2 separate regions of the Homo sapiens genome follow, and region 2 is linked to region 1. Evidence: chromatin loops called from intact Hi-C (ENCODE). Cell type or tissue: B cell. All regions are shown on one strand.

Region 1 (8,000 bases):
GAATGCCCTGGTCTGATGATTGTGAGACTCAGGCACTATTGAACCTCTGATCCTGTCCTCCCAGCTCTAAAATGGGGATGAAAACAGTTACCTTATTACTTCAACAAATGCTTTTTGCACCAACTAACCAGCCACATGAGTGCTGTCATTCTTACAGCAGTTCTGACCACCACTCACTGAGCACTCACTACATACCAGGCAACCAGGCTGGCAGCAGGCAACCTCGTTTAAACCCAGCAAGCCTGAGAGGGGGTCCGGGTGCCAGGCAGGTCAGCCCTGAGGTTCATGCCAGCCACGCAGCATGTGGACTTGTGGGTGCCGAGACATGGAGTGCCCGAGGTCAGGAGCTGCAGCCAGGCCAGGGTTCAGATCCCAACTCTGCCTCTAACAGCACTGAGCTGTCCTCCGTGAGCCTCGGTTTCTACCTCTGCAGTCAGGGCCTGCCACAGCCCTGGCCTCACAGAGAGGTCAAGGGTAAAATGAAGTTGGGCACAGGGAGCGCTTGGCAGAGAAAACCTCCCTGTCATTGTCATAGCTGCTTTAACATGAGAGGGCAGGACCGGAGGGGACAGTTGTGAGCAGTGGGCCTTCCCTCCCAGGGACCCATGGGCCAAGGCCCCAGGCCAAAGGGGCCCCGGGGAAGATGCAGGCCAGCAGCGCGAGTGGGCTCCTCCAGGTGGTCAGTGGGGGCAGGCCCACCAGCCTCACCCCACCGCCTGCACCCACCCCCGTAGGAGATCGGGCGCATCTCCATTGAGATGAACGGGACCCTGGAGGACCAGCTGAGCCACCTGAAGCAGTATGAACGCAGCATCGTGGACTACAAGCCCAACCTGGACCTGCTGGAGCAGCAGCACCAGCTCATCCAGGAGGCCCTCATCTTCGACAACAAGCACACCAACTATACCATGGAGGTGCGCGGCTGCCCCGCCCGCTGGCCTTTCCACCAGCATGGCCGGCTTCCTCACTGGAAATGGTTCGGGCCAGTGAGAAGATAGCTGTCTGCTGTCTGTTGTTTTTCACTCTGTTTAAAAATTATTGAAGAGACCAGCACTTTGGGAGGCCAAGTGGGAGGATGGCTTGAGCCCAGGAGTTCAAGACCAGCCTGGGCAACATAGCAAGACCCTGTCTCTACAAAAAATGAAAATATTAGCCAGGCATGGTGGTGCATGCCTATAGTCCCAGCTCCCCAGGAGGTTGAGGTGGGCAGATTGCTTGAGCCAGGGAGGCAGAGGTTGAGGTGAGCCGAGGTCATGCCACCACACTTCGGTCTGGGTGACAGAGCCAGACTCTGTCTCAAAAAAAAAAAAAAAAAAGATTGAAAAGACTAGATCAAAATGTTTAGACATTTTTAAAAATTACACTTTCCCTAGCACTGCTCTCATCACCATGACAATGCCCCTCACAGGACAAGCTGTTCTAGGGGCCCACAGAGGGCACCGTTTGCCCTGTGGCCTTAGCAGTATCAGCCTTGCTCAGGGCCAGAGCCAGCCAGCGGGTGCCGGGTCAGGGCAGCAGCTCCCACTGGCTAACACTCCGGGGACATTACAAGCTGGTCGCCGTCATATTGGTAGCTTGAGAAACCAAAAGACTGGACACTCTTGATCCAACCCATACAGGTCCACAGATGCTTCAAACCAGAGTTGGCTTTTTTGTTTTTTTCCCCTGAGAGCCAGTGGTGAGACACTGACCAGAGTTTGTCCAAACAGTCTCCACAGGGATCCCGGCACAAGATTCATGGGTCCTTGCCCTTCTGCTGCCCCTGTAGCTGGGAAACACACTTACTGTGGAGACAGACATTGGCAGAGGCAGCAGGGAGGCACCATGGCCCGTGTCCCCTGTGAGGTGTACAGGAGAGCAGGGGCTTTCCCCAGGGCGGGAGGACAGTTCACAGTCCTCCACGTGTGAACCACGGTGAGGACAGTTCACAGCACCCGGCCCACGATCACGCCCCCGTCTTTCCGCAGCACATCCGCGTGGGCTGGGAGCAGCTGCTCACCACCATTGCCCGCACCATCAACGAGGTGGAGAACCAGATCCTCACCCGCGACGCCAAGGGCATCAGCCAGGAGCAGATGCAGGAGTTCCGGGCGTCCTTCAACCACTTCGACAAGGTGAGCAGCCTGCCACCTCCTCGGCCTCTCCCCTCCCGCCGTTGCCGTACCAGCCCACACCTTCGTCTCTGCATCTGTTCGTCCATTCCCATCACAGTTGCTGAGCGTCGGCCGCCACTCCCAGGGCCAGCAGGGCCCTGCCACTGTCAGGGTGTAGGTGTGCGGCACCAAGACCCCAGCCTGGGCCACTTCACACGCACAGGCAGGGGGCCGGAGGTCCCAAGTCCTGCCTTCTGGGGTGGCATCCTCACCACCCCCAGGGCAGATGAAGTCTCAGCACACCCAGGCTTTGCGACCCGGTCTGTGAACCTGGACACAGACACCCCGCACAGTGCTTTTAGAATTCAGATTTGGTCCGGCAGCCTCATCAGAGGGGCCCTGAGCGCCAGAGTTTGCTGCCATCCCCAGCCCACCCCTGCCGGGCTGACGGACTGAGAAGTGTGCAGCCTCAGCTCTGCACCTGGCGCCCCCAGGACAGGATACAGTCCCCTCTGTCCCACTCCAAATCCCAAAGGCAAGGAGAACCCCCCCCCCGACCCTCCACCAGTCCTGGGACTTGTCCTCAGTTCTGTAGCATCCAGCTGCCACCCCTGCTGTGGGCAGAGAGGTCGGGGAGGCCTCTGCCTTCCTTTGAGCTTCCGAGGTTGGGGAAAGGATGAAAGGGGCCCGTGCCGCCCCCGACCCCACGTGTCCCTGGCCATCTCCTTGTCCATGTTGCCTCTAACTCTGTGTTTCCCTCCCCTACGTGTCCCTTCCCCCTGCCCTCTGCATGTGACCCCGATCCCTCATCCTGGTCTCCACGCCGCCCCTCCCGCACACCTGCCTTCGGATGGCCCCGGCAGGATCATGGCGGGGCGCTGGGGCCCGAGGAGTTCAAGGCCTGCCTCATCAGCCTGGGCTACGACGTGGAGAACGACCGGCAGGTACTGCACCCTGGGCCCCAGCGGACCATGGCATTAACTGCTCTCTCTCTCTCTCTCCTTCTCTCTTTCTCCCCTCGCCATCCCACCCCTGCCATCCTGTGTGCCATCTCATGGCTCTCTTGCCTCCCTGCCCACATCTCCCTGGACCCCTTCCCTTTTACCTGGTCTCTTGGGGCCGCTGTCTCCCTGCTCCCCGCCACTGTCCTGTCTGCCTGCTGTGCACATGGGGCGGCCCCTCTTGCCTACTCTGGGCCCGGCCTCCTCTGCTATGCCTGCGTCCTCGGAGCAGAAGCAGACAGGCAGCATGGACTCCGATGACTTCAGGGCTCTGCTTATCTCCACAGGATACAGCCTGGTATGCAGCTCTGTCTCCCCAGCCACCCGCTCCTCCTCCTCCTCCTCCTCCTCCTCCTCCTCCTCCTCCCCCCCACCTCTCCCCCTCACCGCCTCCAGAGCTTCCTCGTCCTCGGGGACACTCCTCCGCCCGAGCAGCGCAGCCGTGCCTGCCTCTTCCTCTGCTGCATCTGCCGGGGTGGGGTCCCTCCGATGACTTCCCGAGCCCCCCTTCTTCCCTAGAAGTCTCCAGAAAGAGGGGGCAGCTCTCCCACTCTCTCCCCTTTTTCTTTCTCTTTCTCTCTTTCTTCCCCATCCTCCAGAGCTTACTCGTGAGCCTGGGCTGAGGGCAGTAGACCCCAGTTCCCTGCTGTGGGAGACCACGAGAGGGGAGGGTGCAGAGAGGCCCTGCTTCCCGGCCTGGGGCACTGGGGGCTTGGAGGCCTGGGTCAGCTGGAGCAGTGGCAGGCTCTGCCCGGGGCCAAGGCTGCTGGAGCAGGCGGGGAACAGGGCGCACGCACACGTGGGTTGGGCCCTACTCTCTCGGCTGTTTCCCTGGAGACCCCACCAGTGTGGGCCTGGCTGCCCCTGCCCCACTAAATGTCGGGTGTCCCCCACCCCACCCTCTCCTTGCAGGGTGAGGCCGAGTTCAACCGCATCATGAGCCTGGTCGACCCCAACCATAGCGGCCTTGTGACCTTCCAAGCCTTCATCGACTTCATGTCGCGGGAGACCACCGACACGGACACGGCTGACCAGGTCATCGCTTCCTTCAAGGTCTTAGCAGGGGACAAGGTGAGCGAGACCCCTACGAGGTGCATGGGGGCTGGCGAGAGGGGTCCCTGCAGTGGGAGGGGCTGAGGGGGCCAGTGTGTGGGTGGGGATGGCTCAGAGTCCCATCCTGCCTGCCCCAGAACTTCATCACAGCTGAGGAGCTGCGGAGAGAGCTGCCCCCCGACCAGGCCGAGTACTGCATCGCCCGCATGGCGCCATACCAGGGCCCTGACGCCGTGCCCGGTGCCCTCGACTACAAGTCCTTCTCCACGGCCTTGTATGGCGAGAGCGACCTGTGAGGCCCCAGAGACCTGACCCAACACCCCCGACGGCCTCCAGGAGGGGCCTGGGCAGCCCCACAGTCCCATTCCTCCACTCTGTATCTATGCAAAGCACTCTCTGCAGTCCTCCGGGGTGGGTGGGTGGGCAGGGAGGGGCTGGGGCAGGCTCTCTCCTCTCTCTCTTTGTGGGTTGGCCAGGAGGTTCCCCCGACCAGGTTGGGGAGACTTGGGGCCAGCGCTTCTGGTCTGGTAAATATGTATGATGTGTTGTGCTTTTTTAACCAAGGAGGGGCCAGTGGATTCCCACAGCACAACCGGTCCCTTCCATGCCCTGGGATGCCTCACCACACCCAGGTCTCTTCCTTTGCTCTGAGGTCCCTTCAAGGCCTCCCCAATCCAGGCCAAAGCCCCATGTGCCTTGTCCAGGAACTGCCTGGGCCATGCGAGGGGCCAGCAGAGGGCGCCACCACCACCTGACGGCTGGGGACCCACCCAGCCCCTCTCCCCTCTCTGCTCCAGACTCACTTGCCATTGCCAGGAGATGGCCCCAACAAGCACCCCGCTTTTGCAGCAGAGGAGCTGAGTTGGCAGACCGGGCCCCCCTGAACCGCACCCCATCCCACCAGCCCCGGCCTTGCTTTGTCTGGCCTCACGTGTCTCAGATTTTCTAAGAACCAAAAAAAAAAAAGGAAAAAAAACACAAAACAACAAAAACCAAAAAAAAAAAAAATCACAAAAACAAAAAAACTATAAAAAAGAAAGAATTAAAAACTTTCAGAGAATTACTATTTACTTTATTAACTTACGGATTTATTATATAAATATATATTCACCTAGCAACATATCTCTGCCGTCTCTCCTGCTCTCATAATGAAGACATAGCCGATTCTCTGCCCGGGCCCCTTGCTGATGCTCCTCCGGGTCTGCGTCGGGCGTGGGTCTCTGGGGACCCTCCAGAGGTGGAGGTGGGCTGATGGCCTGGCTGCCTGGTGGTTGATGGTTTTGCTCCCCCTACCTTTTTTTTTTGAGTTTATTCTGATTGATTTTTTTTCTTGGTTTCTGGATAAACCACCCTCTGGGGACAGGATAATAAAACATGTAATATTTTTAAGAAGGATTCCTGCAGCATCATCTTTTTTTATTTCTCCTGTGTCTGTCCTCCACCTTCTAGGAGAGCCAGGGCAGAGCTAGCACTGTCTTAAGCTGTCAACGTGGACTAGCTCGTGTCATCTGCTCGAGAAGGGCTGTCGCTGTTCTTGTTTCTGAGTGAGGAGTACGCAGGCCAGAGTGGTCACCCGGCCGTGAGCAGTGAGGGCCAGAGACTAGCCCCAGACAGGTGGATGCCAGAGAGAGTGGCACCCATGCCAGGCAAGGCCTAGGGAGGTGGTCTTGCTCAGCAACCCTGCCCTGAGCAGCAGGTGCGCCCATCCGGAGATCCTAGGAGAAGGTGGCCACCTCCATCCACTAAGGAAGAGAAGGAAGACAGTGGCTTGAGGCAGGGAGCTCGCAGGACAGAGCCTGAGCCACCCTGTCCCTCCCACCTGGCTCACCTGTCTGTGGGTCAGGCAGATGACCCCCTCACCCCCATCCAGGTGCTGGCTGCAGTGGCCTGTGCAGAGAGGGGCAGGGTGAGTGCCCACCAGTCCCCGTACCCCTTCCCCCCATGCCCCACCATGCCGGGGTGGTACTCACAGAAGATGCAGGTGAGGTGGGCCACACAGGACACGAACCGCTCGAAGTCCACACGCAGACGGCTATCCCGGTAGCGGCTGGTGAGGGTCTGGGTCAGCTGGTTGTTCAGGTGGAAGCCTAGGGGGAGGCTGCTTCTGAGCCCAGTGGCCCACAGGGAACCCACCTTGGCATTGCATCCCCACCCCACCTCCTCAGGGAGGACATGAATGCCACAGGGTGTCACACCCCAACTCTGCCCCATCCCGGCAGGGTGAGTACAGGCTGATCCCTTCAATCCTCTGGGCCTGTTTCCTCATCCATCAAACGGACTAAGACAGCCCCGACCCCATAGGGTGTGTGAAGACAGAACGCTCAGGACAGCGTCTGACACGTGACTCGATGTGTGGGTACTGTTACTCCTTAAATCCTGTGGGGCTTTCTCCTTGCCAGTGGGCACTGGAGGATATTTCTGTGCAGCAAAAAATATAGTCAATCCCATATGGAGTCAGTTTCCTTACAGTCTACCTCAGAGGCGATTTCTAAAGCTGAGAAACCATGTCTGCTGTGGAGTCTCATTGGAGGCTTTTAAAAACCCAAAACAATGGGTTCTTGACCCCTTCTGAGATGCAAGGTTGTGCCTGATGACCTTTGTCTCCCACACGGCCAGACAAACCCAGTTCCAAGTACCGTTTCATGGGCTTCTGCTGCTTCCAAAGCCCATCTTCACCCCCATTCTGTGTGTTCATTCTCTTCACAAATATCTACCAAGTAAGTGCCATTTCATGCTGTGCCCAGTGCCAGGTGCTGTTTTAACAGGAGGGCAGGTGGCCTGCAGCCTCTTCCTGCCCGTGTGACCTGCCCCAGGTCACTCCCTCTGGCATTCATCTGCCCTCGGGCATAGGGGTGGAGGCTGCCATGCCCAGGGCTATGGGGAAACCCAGCCAGATGGGGTGGAAGGACCCGAGAAGGCGCTGGAGCCCCTCAGCTGCCACTGCAGGAGTTCCCGTTTGAGAAATTCTCAAGGGCACTTTATCAGTTTCCTTCTTCCTGGAATAACTCCTGGCATGTAACAGGCACTCACTGGTGCCAGATGCGTGAACACAAGCCTGCCACCTGCCACCTGCTGTGAGTCCTTGCTCCCTCACCTCCACTCCTGTCTATCTCCGGCCCAGCCTCTCCCTCTCTGCCCCACGTCTCCCAATCCTTGGCTGTCTCTGACCCCATTTCTCCCCCTTTGACTTGGGCTTTTTCTTTTTTCTTTTTTGAGACGGAGTCTCGCTCTGTTGCCCAGGCTGGAGTACAATGGCATGATCTTGGCTCACTGCAACCTCCACCTCCCGGGTTCAAGAGATTCTCCTGTCTCAGCCTCCCAAGTAGCTGGGATTACAGGCACGCACCACCACGCCTGGCTAATTTTTGTAGTTTTAGTAGAGACGGGGGTTCCGCCATGTTGCCCAGGCTGGTCTTGAACTCCTAGGCTCAAGCAATCTGGCAATCTGCCTGCCTTAGCCTCCCAAAGTGCTGGCATTACAGGCGTGAGCCACCACGCCCGGCTGGCTCTTTTGGACACTTGACCACCTTCTCTGGGTCTCACACTCACAGCCACACCCAAACCCTCTCCCTCTGGCTCTCCGACTCCATCACAGTCACCCCAGCCCCCATCTCCCTGTGGCTCCATCTGCTGTGTGGTGGCAGACAGGCCCCAGAGTGGGGTTGGGGATCTGGGAACTCCAAGTTCTGACCCCAGCCCACTCTCCAAATCCCCTCCACATGAGGGTCACAGTGCTGTACTGTCTCATCTGCCTTGGAGCCCATGGAAAGCCTTTCTCTCTGGCTCTCTTTCTTGGTTAGGATGTTGTGCTGGGCTTGTTCCAGCTCATCAGGAGGAACTCAGCCTAGTAGCA
Region 2 (8,000 bases), 63 kb after region 1:
AGTCCTGCCCGCCCCCCCCCCCCCCCCCGCCTCCCCCAGTCTACTTCCCCAACCCTGGATTCTCTTCTAGAGTCTTGGGCCCAAGCGGGCTATATTGGGGCTGGCGGGAGGGTCCCCACCTTGCTCTGCTTTTGATCTAGGTGGTGATGGAATGCTAGGCCACCCACCACCCTAAAACCCACCTCATCCTGACCTGCAAAATTGGTGGGAAGATGGTAACAGTCCTGGAAGGAGGAACAAGAGAGACTTGAAGGAGAGAAGTGGGACAGGAATACGCGGTAGACAGTTATAGACAGAGACAAACAGAGCCAGACAGCCAGCCCCAGAGACAGAACCCACAGGAGAGGCACGCCCAGAGGTGAGGAAAGGCAGAGGTTGGGGCAATGGGTCCTGCCCGGCTTGTGGAAAATCACTTCCCATCCCAGCCTCAGCCTCCTTCTCTGTACAATGGGGGTGACCCATGCTTCTCTCTGTTGGAATGGTGGGGTCCCAATCAGTGATTTCCTGCATATCCTGGGCAGCCCAAGGGCCTGGGAAATGACAAGCGTAGTCCTAGTGGATCCCCTCCTTTCACCCCTCCTGACTGAGGACTTCCCATGAACCCGGCACACTCCAGGACCCAGGGGTGCAGCACTGAGCCAACCAGGCCGCCCTCCGACCCTGTGAAGTCCCCCTGTCTGGCACTATCGTCGTTGTTGTGGCTGCTGTTCCACTGGAGACTTAGAAGCAGGGATTTCAGCGCAGACATTTCCAGTCTAGGCAGGAGGTTCTCAGCTGGAGAGAAGGGTCTAGAGTTCCCGCTGGGCTTGGCTTCTCAGGACCCAACATGTCTGTGGATAAAATGAGCATGAGAGACTCTCCTGTGTGCCAGGCAGTGGGAAGACAGGGGTGGAGGGGCGGTGGCTCTTATTATCAGCTCCTAGGAGAGGGGCAGTGCACCCGGGCTCTGGGTGATGGGGGGATCAGGGCCCCCAAGAAGAGGCGCCACTCCCACTTCGCCAGGCTTGCCCCAGGGCCAGGGTCCGTGCCAGGTGTGGGTGGTGGGTGGGAAGGGGTGGGGTGAGTCATCAGGGCCAGCCCCGCCCTGCTTTTATTTAAGGTCCCCAGCAGGCCCCACCACCACGGCTGCCCAACCCGGTCCCAGCCATGTCCGTGAGTGCTCCAGGGGCCCGGGGCGGGGCCAAGCAGGGAGGGGGCTGGGGGCTCCTCTTTCAAAGGAGCAAGTGGGCAGTGAGTGTGCCACGGACTGGCCTGGGCTGTGGCCTCCGGGTAACCCCCATCCCGACTGTCCCCTCTACCTCTTTGTGGCTTCCTCTGGGGCCCTCTTTGAGGATCTTTCTGTTTGTCTTTGTTGCTCTCCCCATCTGTTTCCCTGTCTGTTTCTGGTCTCTTTCCTGCCTCTCCGCCACCCTTTCCTCTTCCACTGATTTCTGCCAGTCTCAGCCCTGGTCGGCTCCTCTGAGGGGTGACCCACCTTCTGCCTCCCTCCTTCGGTCTCACCGGCTCACAGTGGCCCCTGCACCCCACTCTTGCAGAACGTCCCCCACAAGTCCTCACTGCCCGAGGGCATCCGCCCTGGCACGGTGCTGAGAATTCGCGGCTTGGTTCCTCCCAATGCCAGCAGGTGAGGCCCCAGGCCCTAGGGGTAAAGGGTACAGGTCTCAGGATCAGCTGACTCCCAATTTTTGCAGTCCAGAAGTAGGGGCCCGAGGCCACCTGTATCCACCAGGCTAGGAGTCCGAGGCCATTTCTGACCTCAAATCTGATGTATTCGTATTTGCCCCCGTGCCTTTGTGGCTGGGGTCCCTAAGTTTCCCTAAGCATTTGAGGTCCCTGGGTAATCTCAGGGTTCCTAGATATAGTCCTATGACTTCCATGTCTGAGTCCCAGGGAACTCTGGAAATACTCCAAGTCCTGGAGACACCCTGGACCCTGGGAGTCCTTGCCAAGCCATCCTTTGACTTCCTGGCTAAGGAACTTCGGGCCTTCTGGATTCTGAGGTACCCTGGAAATACTGGGGTTCCTGGTATTATTCTTTGTCCTGTAGAAGCTGAGGGTTCCCTGAGCATCAGGAGCACCCTGGCTATCACCCAGACCTCCTGGGCAGCTCCCAGGCTCTTTGGAAATGAGGGCACCCTGCCCTAAGCGTAGTGAGTTTGGTCTGGGTAGGTTTCTGCCAAGGGCCTCATGATATTTTGGCTGCCTTGGGAATCTAAGCTCCCTGGTCATTAGTCGCCCACCTCTCCTTCTGCGGTGTGTGCCTGTCTTCAGGTCCCTGTTAATTTGGGGGTACTCTGGGAATGGGGAGTGCCAGCCCATAAGACCTTCACTTTGGTCTGGGCGGTTTATGTTTTGTTTGTTCTTTCGTTTTTTTGTAAGGTGGGGTCTCGCTATGTTGCCCAGGCTGGTCTTTAACTTCCGGGCCCAAGCGATCCTCCCTTCTCCACCTCCCAGAGTGCTGGGATTACAGGGTGAGCCACTGCACCCAGCCAACATTTCATTTACTTATTCATTCAAAGTAAATTGTAGACATCGGTATTCCTCACCCTCAACATTTCTTGGTCTGGGTGGTTTCTGAGCCCTGACGGCCACCATCCCCCTCTTCCAGGTTCCATGTAAACCTGCTGTGCGGGGAGGAGCAGGGCTCCGATGCCGCCCTGCATTTCAACCCCCGGCTGGACACGTCGGAGGTGGTCTTCAACAGCAAGGAGCAAGGCTCCTGGGGCCGCGAGGAGCGCGGGCCGGGCGTTCCTTTCCAGCGCGGGCAGCCCTTCGAGGTGCTCATCATCGCGTCAGACGACGGCTTCAAGGTGCGTCTCTGCGACAGGGGCGTGGACGCCAAGACTTAGGTCCCTGGAGCAGAGGGTTGGGCAAAGCCAGGCTATTGGTGGAAGGCAGGGAGGTTCGGGGCGGGGTGAGGGGGGTAGGGAAGTCGTGGCCAAGGCGGAGAAGGGTGTCCTTCGACCCTCTCTCTCGCCTAAACAACTCCCACTTGGGTCCGAGGGACAGAGAGACAGCAGGGTCAGGACGAGGCGAGCACCAGCCAAGTGTCCAAGGGGTGGGCGTCCTAGCGGGAAGGCGTGGCCCAGACTCGCCATCCCAGACCCTACTCCCAGTTCATTCCTTCCTGAGGTCCGGGGTTTGAGGCATGGGGAGGGATGGGTTGGAAACAGCGCCCAGGAACTCGTCCTAGCAAGGATTGGCGGGTGGGAGTGGCGGCAGATCCTCCACCACCCACAGCTTACGCGAATTCACCTCCCTCCTCTGCGCTTTAATAGCGGGTAATGGTCGCTGAAATGAGAATATCCATTACCAGCACTAAAAAAGCCGCTTTTTACTGTGCCACACAGTCAACTCGTTTGATCCTCACGCAAGAGTTAGAATGAACAATAGCCCCATTTTCCCAGTGAGGAAACTGAGGCCCAGAGGGGATGAGTGATTTCCCCAGGGCCACCCAGCACGGGCCTCCGGAATCCTCACCACCGACCCTCCCCTGCAGGCCGTGGTTGGGGACGCCCAGTACCACCACTTCCGCCACCGCCTGCCGCTGGCGCGCGTGCGCCTGGTGGAGGTGGGCGGGGACGTGCAGCTGGACTCCGTGAGGATCTTCTGAGCAGAAGCCCAGGCGGGCCCGGGGCCTTGGCTGGCAAATAAAGCGTTAGCCCGCAGCGCGACTGTGTCTGTGTCCCATTCACTGAGATGAGCAAACTGAGACCCAGAGAGGCCAAGATACTGGCTCCGGGCCACACAGCGAATCCGAGGCGGAGGCGGGCTCTGAGCCTGCCTGTGCTTAGGACACTTTCTGTCTGCGAAGGCGTGAGGGTCGCGATCTGGGAAGGAGTGGGTGTGGGGCGTGCCCTGACGCAGCATTTGTGCAAAGCAAGCCAGCTGGGAATGCGGTCGGGCGGACCTGCTGGCGTTTGGGGCGCAGAGGCGCTCACCGCAGGTCCTGGTGCCCCCACTGCAGATCTAAGGGGCGCCAACATGGGTCCATCTGCAAAGGGGGCGAATGAGTCCCACCTTTCTGGTCATTTGTGGGCCCCAATCCTACGGGTGGAAAGCGTGTTATAAGATCCCGGGTCCCTGGGTCCCGTATCCCCCTGCAGCTCATCTCTCCCACCCTCTTCTCTCCTGGCCTCCCGCCCCTAGAGACGTCCCAGGTGGGGCTGGGAAGCCCGACGGGCGTCTCCGGGCTCCCGCTGTTCCCCGAGTCGGGACAGGTACCCGCCTGCGCACCCTCGGGGCAGACGCGATGGCAGCGGCCCCGGCTCTGCGGAACAGCTGGGAGGACTCGAAGGACGGCGTGGGTTTTCCCTGGCGCAGCGAGCCCCATTCCCACGCGCCCTCCGCTCTCCCCGACGGCCCGGACCCCGGTCCTAGCCCTGGTCACTGTGACGGGAGGGGAAGCGGACGCCAAGTGCAGCCCCGGCCCCAGTGTGACTTTCAGGGTTCAGGGCGTCGCTGGGGCTTCCCTTAATGGCGGGGTTGGGGTGGGAGAGGCTGGGAGCACTGTGCGCCTCGAGCCCCCACCCTCGGCGAGGCACCCTGCAGCGGTCGCGGGTCTCTCAACCGGGGACCGAGGAGCCAGGCCAGGGCTGCGATCGGAAGCTGCACGTGGGTGTTCAGGGCCGGCTGTTCCGGAACCTTAGTGCAGAGCCACATCTTGGTGGGCGCGCCAGGCCTTGGGTCTCGATCCCCGCCCTTGAGCCTCCGACCCCCTGGCGTCCGCCTTCCGCATTGCTGCCTGGACCAAGGCGGATGCAGGAAGCTGGGGTGGTTCCTGGCCTGGCCTGAATCTGATTCTGGAGTCAGGTGGGGACGCCAGGTTCGCTGCAGGTCCCAGGCGCATTCAGGACCCGGGGTTTTAGGCCCCTGCGACCTTCGGTCTGGGCGGTCCCTTCCCGTGTCCGGCCCTGGAGTGGGTGGGCGGTGGCCAGGAGCGAGCCCAGCTCTGGTGAGGAGGCCTGTGAGAGGCCGGTTTCTCCCAGTCCTCCGGGGCTCCTGCTTGAATGAGTTCGCTCTTATTTCATTTGGCTGTGTCGAGTGTTTTTAAAATATCAGTTTTTTCATAAAGATAATATATGCATCTGGTATACATTTCAAAACATACAGTGAAATGAACACACATTATTGGCACAAGTGGTGAATGTGGTTGGGTCTTCGGATTAGACAGTAGCGATCCAGCCGTGTTAATGTCCTGAATTTCACCGTTGACTGACAGTGTACATGTGGGAACTTGTCCCTGTTTGTGGAAAATAGAGTTAGGTATTTGGTGGTGCAGCATGTTTGCGACTTATTCTCAAATGGTTCTGAGGCAGGAAAATAGGGTCTGGAGGCAGGGAACATAAGGCTGATTCACACTTCAGCTATGACAGGAAACATCCTCTCCATTTACATAGGGCGTACAGCAAGTAACCAATGGAAACCTCTAGAAGGTATTTAAATGCCAAAAAATTATGTAACCCAGCCCTTGAGCCCCTATGCTCCGCCGCACCCACACTGTGGGGTGTATTTTTATTTTCAATAAATCTCTGCCTTTGTTGCTTCATTATTTCCTTGCTTTGTGCGTTTTGCCCAATTCTTCATTCAAGAGACCAAGCACCTGGACACCCTCCATCGGTAACAGTTCATCAAAAATTTTTAAATAAAAAATTTTTTTTGTTGAGGCAGGGTCTTGCTCTGTTGCCCAGGCTGAGTGGAGTTGTGGATAAGGGCTTACTGCAGCCTCAACCTCCCAGGCTGAAGCCATCCTCCCACCTCAGCCCCCCAAGTAGCTGAGACTACAGGCACGTGCCATGGTGCCAGGCTAATTTTTTTGGGGGGGGCGGGTGTTTGTAGAGCCAGGGTCTTGCTATGTTGCCCAGGCTGGTCTTGAACTCCTGGACTCAAACTCCTGAGCTCAAGCGATCCTCCCACCGAGGCTTCCCAGAGTGCTGGGATTACAGGTGTGAGCCATGGTGCCCAACCTAAATCCTTCTTTATTAAGTTTGTCTTCAAAGAAATTTAGAATTTATGATTCAGCTTCCCTTCTCTCCTCCCCATCCTCCTGGATCTTTCTGTAACAGCTCTATTGACATATAACTCATATGCTATACAAGTCACCCATTCAAAGTATACAAGTCAATGTTTTTCAGTATATTCACAAGGTTGTGCATCCATCAACACAATCTAATTTTAGAACATTTTTATCATCTCAAAAGACCTTGGCTCACAGATGTAATCCCAGCACTTTGGGAGCCTGAAGCGGAAGGATTGATTGAGCCCAGGAGTTCAAGACCAGCCTGAGGCCGGGCGCTGTGGCTCACACTTGTAATCTCAGCACTTTGGGAGGCTGAGATGGGCGGATCACTTGAGCTCAGGAGCTCGAGACTAGCCTGGCCAACATGGCAAAACCACATCTCTACTCAAAATACAAAAAATTAGCCAGGCGTGGTGGCACGCACCTGTAATCCCAGCTACGTGGGAGGCTGAGGCAGGAGAATTGCTTGAACCCGGTAGGCGGAGGCTGCAGTGAGCAGATAGCACCATTGCACTCCAGCCTGGGTGACAGAGCAAAGCTCTGTGTCAAAAAAAAAAAAAAAAAAAAAAAAAAACAACCTGGGAAATATAGGGAGACCTCATCTCTACAAAAAATAATTTTAGCTGGGCATGGTGGTACACACCTGTGGTCCCAGTTACTCGGGAGGCTGAGCTAGGAGGATGGCTTGAGCTGGAGAGGTCGAGGCTGCAGAGAGCCGTGATCGCTCCACTGCACTCCAGCTTGAGCAACAGAGTGAAACCCTGTTTCAGAAACAAAACAAAACAAAAAAGAACAACTAAAAGAAACCCCATACCCATAAGCAGTCACTCCCCAACTTGCCCCTCCCCCAGCACCTGGCAATCACTAACCTACTTTCCAGCTGTATGGATTTATGAATCTGCTTGTTTTCCACACGTGGAATCATACAATATGTGGCCCTGTATATCTGGCTTCTTCCACGGAGCATCATGTTTTCAGGGTTTGTCCATGTCATAGCATGCATCAGCACTTCATTCCTTTTCATGGCTGAATGCTGTTCCAATGTGTGGATCGAATATACGCGTTTACCCATTCATCATGGTGAATAATGGATATCTGGGTTGTTCCTACATCTTGGCTATTATGAATAATGCTGCTATGAACCTATTGTGTGAACATGTTTTCATGTCTCTTGGGTAAGTACCTAGGAGAATTTCTGGGTCAGGCCAGGTGCTGTGGCTCATGCCTGTAATTCCACCACTTTGGGAGGCCAAGGCAGATGGATCACCTGAGGTCAGGAGTTCGAGACCAGCCTGATCAACATGGAAAAGCCCCATCTCTACTAAAAATACAAAATTAACCGGGCGTGGTGGTGCATGCCTGTAATCCCAGCTACTTGGGAGACTGAGGCAGGAGAATCGCTTGAACCCAGGAGGTGGAGGTTTCAGCGAGCCGAGATCGCACCACTGCACTCCAGTCTGGGCATCAAGAGCGAAACTCCGTCTCAAAAAAGAAAAAAAAAAAAAGAATTCCTGGGTCACATGACTCTTTTAAGTTCCGTTTCAAAGAACTGCCAAACCATTTTCCAAAGTAACTGTAACATTTTACATTACCATCAGCAACATATGTGTTCCTATTTCTCCATGTTCTCTCCAACACTTGTTATTGTCTTTTTTTTTTTTTTGAGACAGGGTCTTGTTCTGTTGTGTAGGCTGGAGTGCAGTGGTGAAATCATGGCTCACTGCAGCCTCCACCTCCTGGGCTCAAGCAATTCTCCTACCTCAGGCCTCCCAATTAGTTGGAACTATAGGTGTGCGTCCCCATGCTTGGCTAATTTTTAAAAATTTTTTGTAGAGACAGGTTCTTGCTATGTTGCCCAGGCTGGTCCTGAACTCTTAGCCTCAAGTGATCCTCCCACCCCGGCCTCCCAAAGTGCTGGGATTACAGGCATGAGCCACCACACCTGACCTATCTGTCTTTTTTATTATAGCCATCCTAATAG

The links. Peaks named below come from ENCODE experiments on the same cell type or tissue, not always from the same donor. Only the 100,000 strongest peaks of a DNase experiment are listed, where the experiment ranks them.
Region 2: it touches region 1 in a loop (4-fold over the local background); 4 of 110 quality-filtered maps call a loop at or near these places.

Annotation. Positions count from the first base shown.
Region 1 is chr19:38,724,990-38,732,989 of GRCh38, forward strand. ACTN4 (actinin alpha 4) reads left to right here. Exons shown (of 21, transcript NM_004924.6): 17 at 735-914; 18 at 1,968-2,114; 19 at 2,957-3,037; 20 at 4,007-4,165; 21 at 4,285-6,600. The coding sequence ends at 4,443. CAPN12 (calpain 12) reads right to left here. Exons shown (of 21, transcript NM_144691.4): 19 at 6,118-6,234; 20 at 5,976-6,034; 21 at 5,203-5,889. The coding sequence ends at 5,863. LOC107985291 (a long non-coding RNA gene) reads right to left here and starts at 3,367. Exons shown (of 2, transcript XR_001753937.2): 1 at 3,199-3,367. RefSeq lists an enhancer at 1,640-2,523. In B cell, CTCF peaks have their summits at 4,869 (motif pointing right) and 5,074; a DNase peak (open chromatin) is centred at 4,892; H3K27ac peaks cover 1,523 bases.
Region 2 is chr19:38,788,081-38,796,080 of GRCh38, forward strand. LGALS7B (galectin 7B) reads left to right here and starts at 1,120. Exons shown (of 4, transcript NM_001042507.4): 1 at 1,120-1,152; 2 at 1,536-1,624; 3 at 2,609-2,810; 4 at 3,500-3,674. The coding sequence starts at 1,147. The coding sequence ends at 3,613. RefSeq lists an enhancer at 4,351-5,050. In B cell, a CTCF peak has its summit at 4,716; a DNase peak (open chromatin) is centred at 4,701; H3K4me3 peaks cover 852 bases.